Linked DNA regions of Homo sapiens: region 1 is linked to region 2. The links are chromatin loops, found by intact Hi-C in ENCODE. Cell type or tissue: HepG2. All regions are shown on one strand. Each heading gives the region's core, and the rest is flanking DNA. Links, peaks and the distances in the headings are about the cores only.

Region 1 (4,334 bases), core at 1-4,000, 55 kb after region 2:
GATGGCGGAAGATGAACCTTCAGGGGCCCTCTTGAAGCCGCTGGTTTTTCGCGTTGACGAGACCACCCCGGCTGTGGTGCAAAGCGTCCTCCTGGAGAGGGGGTGGAATAAGTTTGATAAGCAGGAGCAGAACGCGGAGGACTGGAACCTGTACTGGAGGACATCCTCTTTCCGAATGACCGAACACAACAGTGTTAAACCGTGGCAGCAGCTAAACCACCACCCTGGAACCACCAAGCTTACCAGGAAAGACTGTTTGGCCAAACACCTGAAGCACATGAGGAGGATGTATGGCACTTCCCTGTACCAGTTCATCCCCCTGACGTTCGTCATGCCCAATGACTATACCAAGTTCGTGGCTGAATACTTTCAGGAGAGGCAGATGCTGGGCACCAAGCATAGCTATTGGATTTGCAAGCCTGCTGAGTTATCTCGTGGGAGGGGGATACTAATTTTCAGTGACTTTAAAGACTTCATCTTTGATGATATGTACATAGTGCAGAAATATATCTCCAATCCTTTACTTATTGGCAGATATAAATGTGATCTCCGCATCTATGTTTGTGTTACTGGCTTTAAGCCTTTGACCATTTATGTTTATCAGGAAGGGTTGGTTCGGTTTGCCACGGAAAAGTTTGACCTCAGTAATTTGCAAAACAATTATGCCCATTTGACCAACAGCAGCATCAATAAATCCGGGGCCTCTTATGAGAAGATCAAAGAAGTGATTGGTCATGGTTGTAAATGGACGCTCAGCAGATTTTTTTCCTACCTTCGTAGCTGGGATGTGGACGATCTGCTTTTGTGGAAGAAAATCCACCGCATGGTTATTCTCACCATTCTCGCCATTGCACCATCTGTCCCCTTTGCTGCCAATTGCTTTGAGCTCTTTGGGTTTGATATTTTGATTGATGACAACTTGAAACCATGGCTTTTAGAGGTCAACTACAGCCCAGCCTTGACCTTGGATTGTTCAACAGATGTGTTGGTGAAGAGAAAACTTGTCCATGATATTATTGACCTGATTTACTTAAATGGTCTAAGAAATGAGGGGAGAGAAGCCAGTAATGCCACACATGGAAATTCCAACATCGACGCTGCAAAAAGTGACAGAGGTGGGCTTGATGCTCCTGACTGTCTTCCTTATGATTCTCTTTCGTTCACAAGCAGAATGTACAACGAGGATGACTCTGTGGTGGAGAAAGCTGTGAGTGTGCGTCCTGAAGCTGCACCTGCCTCCCAGCTGGAAGGAGAGATGAGTGGGCAGGATTTTCATCTGTCAACAAGGGAGATGCCACAAAGCAAGCCCAAGTTACGGAGCAGGCACACGCCTCACAAGACACTCATGCCCTACGCGTCCCTCTTCCAGTCGCACTCCTGCAAGACCAAGACCTCCCCGTGTGTCCTGTCAGACCGTGGCAAAGCTCCAGATCCCCAAGCAGGCAACTTTGTTCTTGTTTTTCCTTTCAATGAAGCAACTCTCGGAGCTTCCAGGAATGGATTAAATGTCAAAAGAATAATCCAAGAGCTCCAGAAACTAATGAATAAGCAACATTCCTAAGTGGTAAAAAATCAAATCAAGAAAAAGTGACATGGATTTTTAAAAACCAAGGATCCTGTCCTAGAGAAAGCAATAGTTCAAGTCCCTACCTGTGCCACCAGCATGTTAACTATGACATTGGGACTGAAGATGTGGCCATATGTATAAATATAACAGCTCTGACAAAGCACAATATGTTCAAGTGGTGATTAAACTACATTACATCCCATGTTTATTTGCTCAGGTGTCTTGAAAGAATTCTACAAATACCACACAGCCTCCCACCAGTAATTGAATGTGCTACACTACGATTATGCTATGTATGTATTTAAAGAGGAGAAAAAGATTATTCTAATATTTTTAAAGGATTATTAGGTGAAAACAGTACAAAAGAAGCCAGGAGTTAACTTTCTGTGTGTTTTTTTTTAAATCAACCAGTTATTTGTTAAAATTATTTTGTTAACTTAAGATCAGACAATCATTCAGAGTGAGATAAATCACTGAAAGCCCTAATGACTCTGTTGTTTACAAATCCTGGGCTTGAAATCAGACTTTGCACCAAAGAGCTCCCTGTGGGGGCATCTTTGGGCTGTATTTAAATAGTGGCCCCTTGGCCTTGTCACCATTTGTTTACCATCACAGCATGTGAGGTCATGGCCTCCCAGATCAAAGTATGCTGTCATTCCTGCCACATAAAAAGCATCTGCAGTCCTAAGACATAAAAATTCCAGTAGGTTACTTGAAAACATTATTCTAGTGAAAGTAGTCAGATACAAAAGGCCACATGTTGTATGACTCCGTTGATATGGAATGTCAGAATTGGCAAATCCATCAAAAGCAGATTGGTGGCTTAGGGGAGGGGTAATGAGGAGTGCCTACTGATGGGTAGGGGGCTTCCCTTTGGGGTGACAGAAATGTTCTGGAACTATATAGAGGTGATGGTTGCACAACACGGGGAATTCACTAAGTATCACTCATGGTACATTTTGTGTTATGTGTGTTTTACCACAATAAAAAAGTTAAAAGCTGGCCATGGTGGCTCATGCCTTCAATCCCAGCATTTTGGGAGGACAAGGTGGGAGGATCTCTTGAGCCCAGGTGTTTAAGACCAGCCTGAGCAACATAACAAGACTCTTCTCACTTAAAAAAAAGAAAAATTATTTTTTTATTTTAAAAAAAAAGGTAGGGATGGGGAAGTGCAGACAGGCGTATCTCCCAGCAGGTTCCTGGGTGGGCAGGCCTGGTCGCAGGTCATAGCTGAGAAGAGCTGGAGCCAGTTGAGAAGATCCCCCGTGGACCAAGGTCAGAAGTCAGCCTGCAGGGGCACTGCTAGACGTGTGCCTCCAGGGTCCCCAGGTGGACAGAACCACTCTCAGTCTGCAGGCAGGATGGGCCAGGACCGAGGTCCAGGGCCCTTTGAGGATCTGCCATAGGACAGAGGTTGGCAAGCCTACTCCAGGGACGGAATTGTGTGTCTCCTGGCAGGACCCCGGCTCGGCAGAACTCTCCCAGATCATAGCCTGGTAGGAAAGGCTAGACCCGAGCCCCAGGGCTGTGTCAGGATCTGCAAGGGTCCAAGTTCATTAAGCTCCATCCAGGGGCACTGGTGGGTGAGACTCTAGCAGTTCCCTATGTGACTGGAACTTCTCCTGGGTGGCAGTAGAATGGGGCTGGAGTCAGCATTCAGAGCTTGTTCAGGCTCTGCAATGGGACAGAGGCCAGCAACCCTATCGTGGTGGCCTAGACCAGCGAGTCTCCCAGCAGGCCCCTGTGTTGTTAAGAGGGCTCCTGGGTCACAGCCGAGAGGGCCTAGAGCCAAGAGAGGGTCCCGTCAGCATCTGCTGTGGAACAAGACCCACCGCAAGCCTCTGGGTGTTTCAGATGGGTGGGTCTCTCTCTGGGTCCTCGTAGGAGCAGGATTAACCTGCAACCACAGCTGAGGGGGGCTGGTGCCAAGGCACAGGGTAATTTTCACATCCACAGCTGGGACCATGTAGGTGGACCTGCCTGCTGAGGCACTGCTGTGCGTGACTTCTCCAGGACTCCTTGGCAGGTGGTTTAGGTAGACTGAAAGTGAAGGGATGGAAAAAGATATTTCAGGCAAATGGAAACCAAAAGAGAGCAAGAATGGCTATCCTTATGTCTGAAAAAACAGACTTTAAGTCAATAACTGTAAAAAGAGACAAAGATGGTCCTTACATAATAATAAAGGGGCCCATTCATCAAGAGCATGTTACAATTTTTAAGTCTGTGTACCCAACATTGGGCCACCTAAATATGTAAAGCCAATAATAATCAATCTGAAAGGAGACATAGACTGCAATATGATAGCAGCAGGAGGGCTTCAATACCCGACTTTCAACAGCAGACAGATCATCCAGACAGAAAATCAGTAAGGAAACATTGGGCTTGAAACTCACATTGGCCCAACTGGACCTAACAGTCATGCACAGAACATTCTCCAGGATAGATCATAGGTGAGGCCACAAAGCAAATCTTAGCAGCTTTAAGAGGACTGGATTCATATCAGGTTTCTTCTCTGACCACAGTGGAATAAAAATAGACATCAAAAACAGGACGATTTTTTTTAAAAAATCACAAACATGTGGAAATTAAGCAATATGCTCCTGAACAACCACTGAGTCAAAGAAGAAATTAAAAAGGAAATTTTAAAATATCTTGATACAAATGAAAATGGAAACACAACATACCAAAACTTATGGGATGCAGCAAAAGAAGTTATAAAAGAAAAGTTTATACCAATAAATGTCCATATCAAAAAAAAAAAAAGATC
Region 2 (4,393 bases), core at 323-4,322:
CTAGAGACTGGCCCAGTGCATGACATGCAGTTGGTGTTAACTAATAGCTGATGAGCAGATAAATCAAGACACTCAGTTCCTACAAAATAAGAGACACAGTGTGAAGGCAGTGGGGTAAAGGGGTTTAAAAACAACTTCCGAACATCCGGGCTGGGGAGGGATGGGGGACAGAGGAGAGGAGGACTAGAAAGCGAAGGCCAGGCATGCCCATCCTCTCCGCTAAGCCCTGTTCATTAGGTTTATCCACACAGAGCTCACGTTGCCCACTTGAGTAGATACTGATCATGGCTTTCGGGCCACTGGAAATACACAGCTCAATATCATTCATTAACTGAACACACTGGGTAAGAAAAACACAGGATATTGGGGATTCCTTGGAAAAACAGAGTCTTGCCTGTAGTGCCCACACACAGCCCATTTTCCTGAGAAGGGCCCTGGTCCCGTGTCCGGGGTGCAGACCCACAGTCTGGGACTCTGAGGGCGGTCGCCACAGGTGGGTGCGTTGCCAAATCGTGGCTGCTTGAGAACATTGGGAGATCTTGCTACAGAGGTCCGTGGGTCCTTACCTTGGGAACGCCGGACACAGCGCACACAGCCCACCAACCCCAGACCCCTGGTGGTATCACGCTGTAAGCACAGAACTCCTACTCGCCTTGTAGTCCTCTCCATAATCCTCTCCAGTTCTCAAAACACATCATCAGCTTGATTTTCTCCTCGGCTGTGCCAGCATAAGCCAACCTGTTCCTTCCCACACCGTCTGGGCCTTCGGGCCCTGCCAGGTGGCACCACTGCAGAGGGGCAGGACTGAGTGGGACACATAGGTGTGTGGTTACCTGCCCGAGAGAGGGTGGCTGACCATCTGGGACACCATGCCCAGTCACACTCCCTGCCACACAGGCTGGCCCTGAGCCATGGCATTTAGGCCAAGGGGAGGGGCCCTGGCTGGCATTTGTCACACGTCTTCCCGTGTCTAAAGTGCAGAATTCGGGAAATACTTCTGAGGGCAGGATTGCCATGTAGCCAGCTGTCTGCCAGGGTTCATCCCAGGGCCCAATCCCACTGTGTGCTTCTTTACAGCTCATCATAAACAGGTCAGGACAAAAGGAGTTGCCAGCCAGGAGGGGAAGTGAGCTGGGGCCTAAATGATTGGTGATGAGCCGGGACTCACACTGCAGTGCCCACATGTGCCTCGATGGTGGCCTGACTCGCCCGTGGGGCTGGCGGGGATGAGAGTTGGCCTCTGTCGCAAGCACAGGGCTGGAGTCGTGGAAGCGGCTTCCCTGCAGCTGCTGCTGTCTCAGGTGACGGCATCTGGTACCTGAGCTGGCATTCAGTTTCTTTATAACCCACTGGGGTGGGGGTTCTGGAGGGCGGCCCTGGGCAGCAGCTCAACCAGGAGAATGGGCAGCCTGGAGGGTAGGTGGGGGGCTTAGCTTACCTTACAGAGTTCTTTCTACAACAATTCCTTTATAAAAGTGTAGTTTTCTTTAAAAATTGTATTCTTCTTAAATTAGATATTCTTCTTTAAAGTATAGAAGTAGTATATAGGTGCATGAAATAAAAAGAGTAAACATACCCCTTTCCTCCCACCAATTCTATGTCCAGTGAAGAGTTAGTTTTCTTTCTCTCTCTCTCTCTCTCTCTCTATATATATATATATATATACACACACACACACAATGAGCCTATAATACATTTTGTATATATGCATGTCTATATATACATGTCTCTATTTATATTCACATATGGCTATATGAATATATATACATATCTTATATTCACATATGTATATATGGACATGCATATATACAAAATGTGTATATGCATTTTTAGTCAAAACTTAAGCAATAACCTTCAATGCTTGTCTTTATAAGATGTTCTCCCTTCATCATATCGAGTACCTTTCCAGTCTGTCTGTCTATAGCTTTCCAGCAAACCCTTTCCAAAGACAGTGGAGAAGTTTCCAGCAGGAGCAGCTGCTGAGAGACCCACACTGCACATACAGGCCTTACCGCCCGCTGAGCGGGAAGAAGCGGCACAGTGGCTTCTCAAGGGACCACTGAAAAGAGGCGGTCATTGCATCGTAGCTGGAAACAAACGGGGAAAATGCCTCAGTCTCACCTGCTGACACTCGCTGAGATTTTAGAAGCCACGCGCTGCAATAGCGGCTGGAGCGAAGGGACTGCAAATAGGTCACGTCACCCAGGATGGCATTATCTCGCTTGGGGACAAAGTTCAAATTGTATGGATGTTTGTGGTTGTGAGAGCAAAGGCACGAAATTATCTTTGGAGATTTTTGGGCGTAATTTCCCATCACTGTATCTTTGTCTGTATAGACAAAAATAATTGATAGAAAAAATACCTAGAAAATTCAAGCATCAGCCGGGTGCTGTGGCTCAAGTCTTTAATCCCAGCACTTTGGGAGGCCGAGGCGGGCGGATTGCCTGAGCTCAAGAGTTCGTGACCAGCCTGGGCAACACGGTGAAACCCCGTCTCTACTGAAATACAAAAAATTAGCTGGGTGTGGTGGCGGGTGCCTGTAATCCCAGCTACTCGGGAGGCTGAGGCAGGAGAATTGCTTGAACCCGGGAGGCGGATGTTGCAGTGAGCCAAGATCGCGCCACTGCACTCCAGCCTGGGCGACAGAGCAAGACTCTGTCTCAAAAAAAAAAAAAAAAAAAAAAAAAAATTCCAGCATAATCAGCACTTTCTGCCCCTCATCCAGGCTTAGAAGACATGTAAGTGGTTGGCTCTCGGCTGTACAATCACAGCCCGGCTTCCTCGGCTATCCAATCACAGCCGTATTTGGCTCTCAGCTGTCCAATCATAGCCATACTTGGCCCTCAGCTGTCCAATCACAGCCCGGCTTCCTCCACTGCTCGCTGCACTCAGCTGGATCTTTTCCACCCAAAGTGCCACTTGCTCCAGTTTGCAGGGTTCATAGAAACGGCTGCTGAGCTGCAGACCTGGTGATGCTTGGGTCCAGCCGAGCTGCTCTCTCCAAAGCTGGACACTGCTCTGCCGCCCGTGTGGAGATGGGGTGTGGATAGCGTGTGTACCACCCCATACTCCCTATCGTCCCACCTGCTCTAGTTTTGGGATCGCACTTCTTCTCTCCATGGGAATTTCAGTTCTCTATTTTGCTTAGTTGTTCACTGTTTGGTTCCTCCACTAGAACTAGGCTTCTGTGAGAATGGAGACCCCTGGCCCTTTTATCAGTGTGGTACCCCAGTACATTAGGAAGGATGCCTGGCCCAGGGTAGACGCTCAATAAATAGTGTGGACGACTGTAGAAGTGGGTGCTGTATCCCAGGCTGCAGAGGGCTCATGGGAAAGGAAAAGGACCTACGAACTTGGAAAATAAAAAGGGTGTGTGTGTGTGTGCATGTGTGTGCATATGTGTGTGTGTGCATGCGTGTGTGCATGCGTGTGTGTGTGTGTGTGCACTGTGCACATGAGTGTGTTCTGAACCAGGACCTACACGATCCCCCTGACTATGAGAGTGGAACAGGCCAGATTCTCCGCACTCGGGCTCACCTAGCGTTGCCGCCCTGACAGGGAGAGTGGAAGACGGTGATCAATCACAGAGCTGCTGCTCTCCTTCATTCTGGTGCAAAATGAGGGTGCCTTAGCCCAATCAGATGCTGTTGTTCAGGGACCCTGCAGGCCCTTGACGGTCTTGGCTGGGTGGTCAGGCCACTCACATGTCCCAGGTGGAGACGTGGGCTGAGAGAAAGACCCAGAATCCCAGGACATCACCAGCAGCTTTAACCACACCGTGGAAGCTGGGAGGATTCACAAATGGTGTGAGGATGGGAGTATTTCCAGCCAGGCTTGCCACACGATGGGTCTCTGCCCTCTCTGATAAGTAATGGAAATTAGCTAAGGGTCTTGGCTGAGGGCCTGACATAGCCAACTGGCCCCAAAGCTTTTTCTCTGATTGGCTCTCTGGGTTCTCCTTGGCCGAGGAAGAAGCCAGAGCCCCGAATGCCCGCTCAGCTCAGGAGGTGGCCTGTCTAGCCAGGGGAAGGCGGAGTGGTCAGCCCCCGCCAAGATTTAAGATGCTTTGGAACATTTGCTAAGAGAAAATACTCTCTCAAGCCATGGTTGTGTTAGCACAAATTGTTCTTCCTTACACACACACACACACACACACACACACACACACACACAGCATGAGTACATTTATTTCCAAAGTGTGAAATTCCCTAAAGTAGCCAAGAACTCATTCTACTCCCTATAGATACCTTCTTCATCTTTATGTGGATAAAAAGATGTAAGATACATTTGAGTTTATTTGGTATTGCTTTTATTAACAAAGATTTCAGATGTAAATGTCAAGAAAATTGATATTAATTTGCTTACATGAGTACATTCCTTAAAAAAGCAAACC

What was found. A loop is a pair of places that touch in the nucleus more often than their neighbours do. Peaks named below come from ENCODE experiments on the same cell type or tissue, not always from the same donor. Only the 100,000 strongest peaks of a DNase experiment are listed, where the experiment ranks them.
Region 1: a loop joins it to region 2, with 7 times the contacts of the local background. A loop is called at or near these places in 8 of 110 quality-filtered maps.

Annotation. Positions count from the first base shown.
Region 1 is chr6:167,340,119-167,344,452 of GRCh38, forward strand. TTLL2 (tubulin tyrosine ligase like 2) reads left to right here. Exons shown (of 3, transcript NM_031949.5): 3 at 1-2,570. The coding sequence ends at 1,561. Among named protein-coding and RNA genes, the nearest start is that of TTLL2, 17 kb to the left of the region's middle. In HepG2, for the core only: no CTCF peak of the experiment used is centred there; DNase peaks (open chromatin) are centred at 1,773 and 2,163.
Region 2 is chr6:167,284,316-167,288,708 of GRCh38, forward strand. It overlaps a transcript of UNC93A not described here. Among named protein-coding and RNA genes, the nearest start is that of UNC93A, 4.8 kb to the right of the region's middle. RefSeq lists enhancers at 3,224-3,732, 4,306-4,393. In HepG2, for the core only: no CTCF peak of the experiment used is centred there; a DNase peak (open chromatin) is centred at 2,256.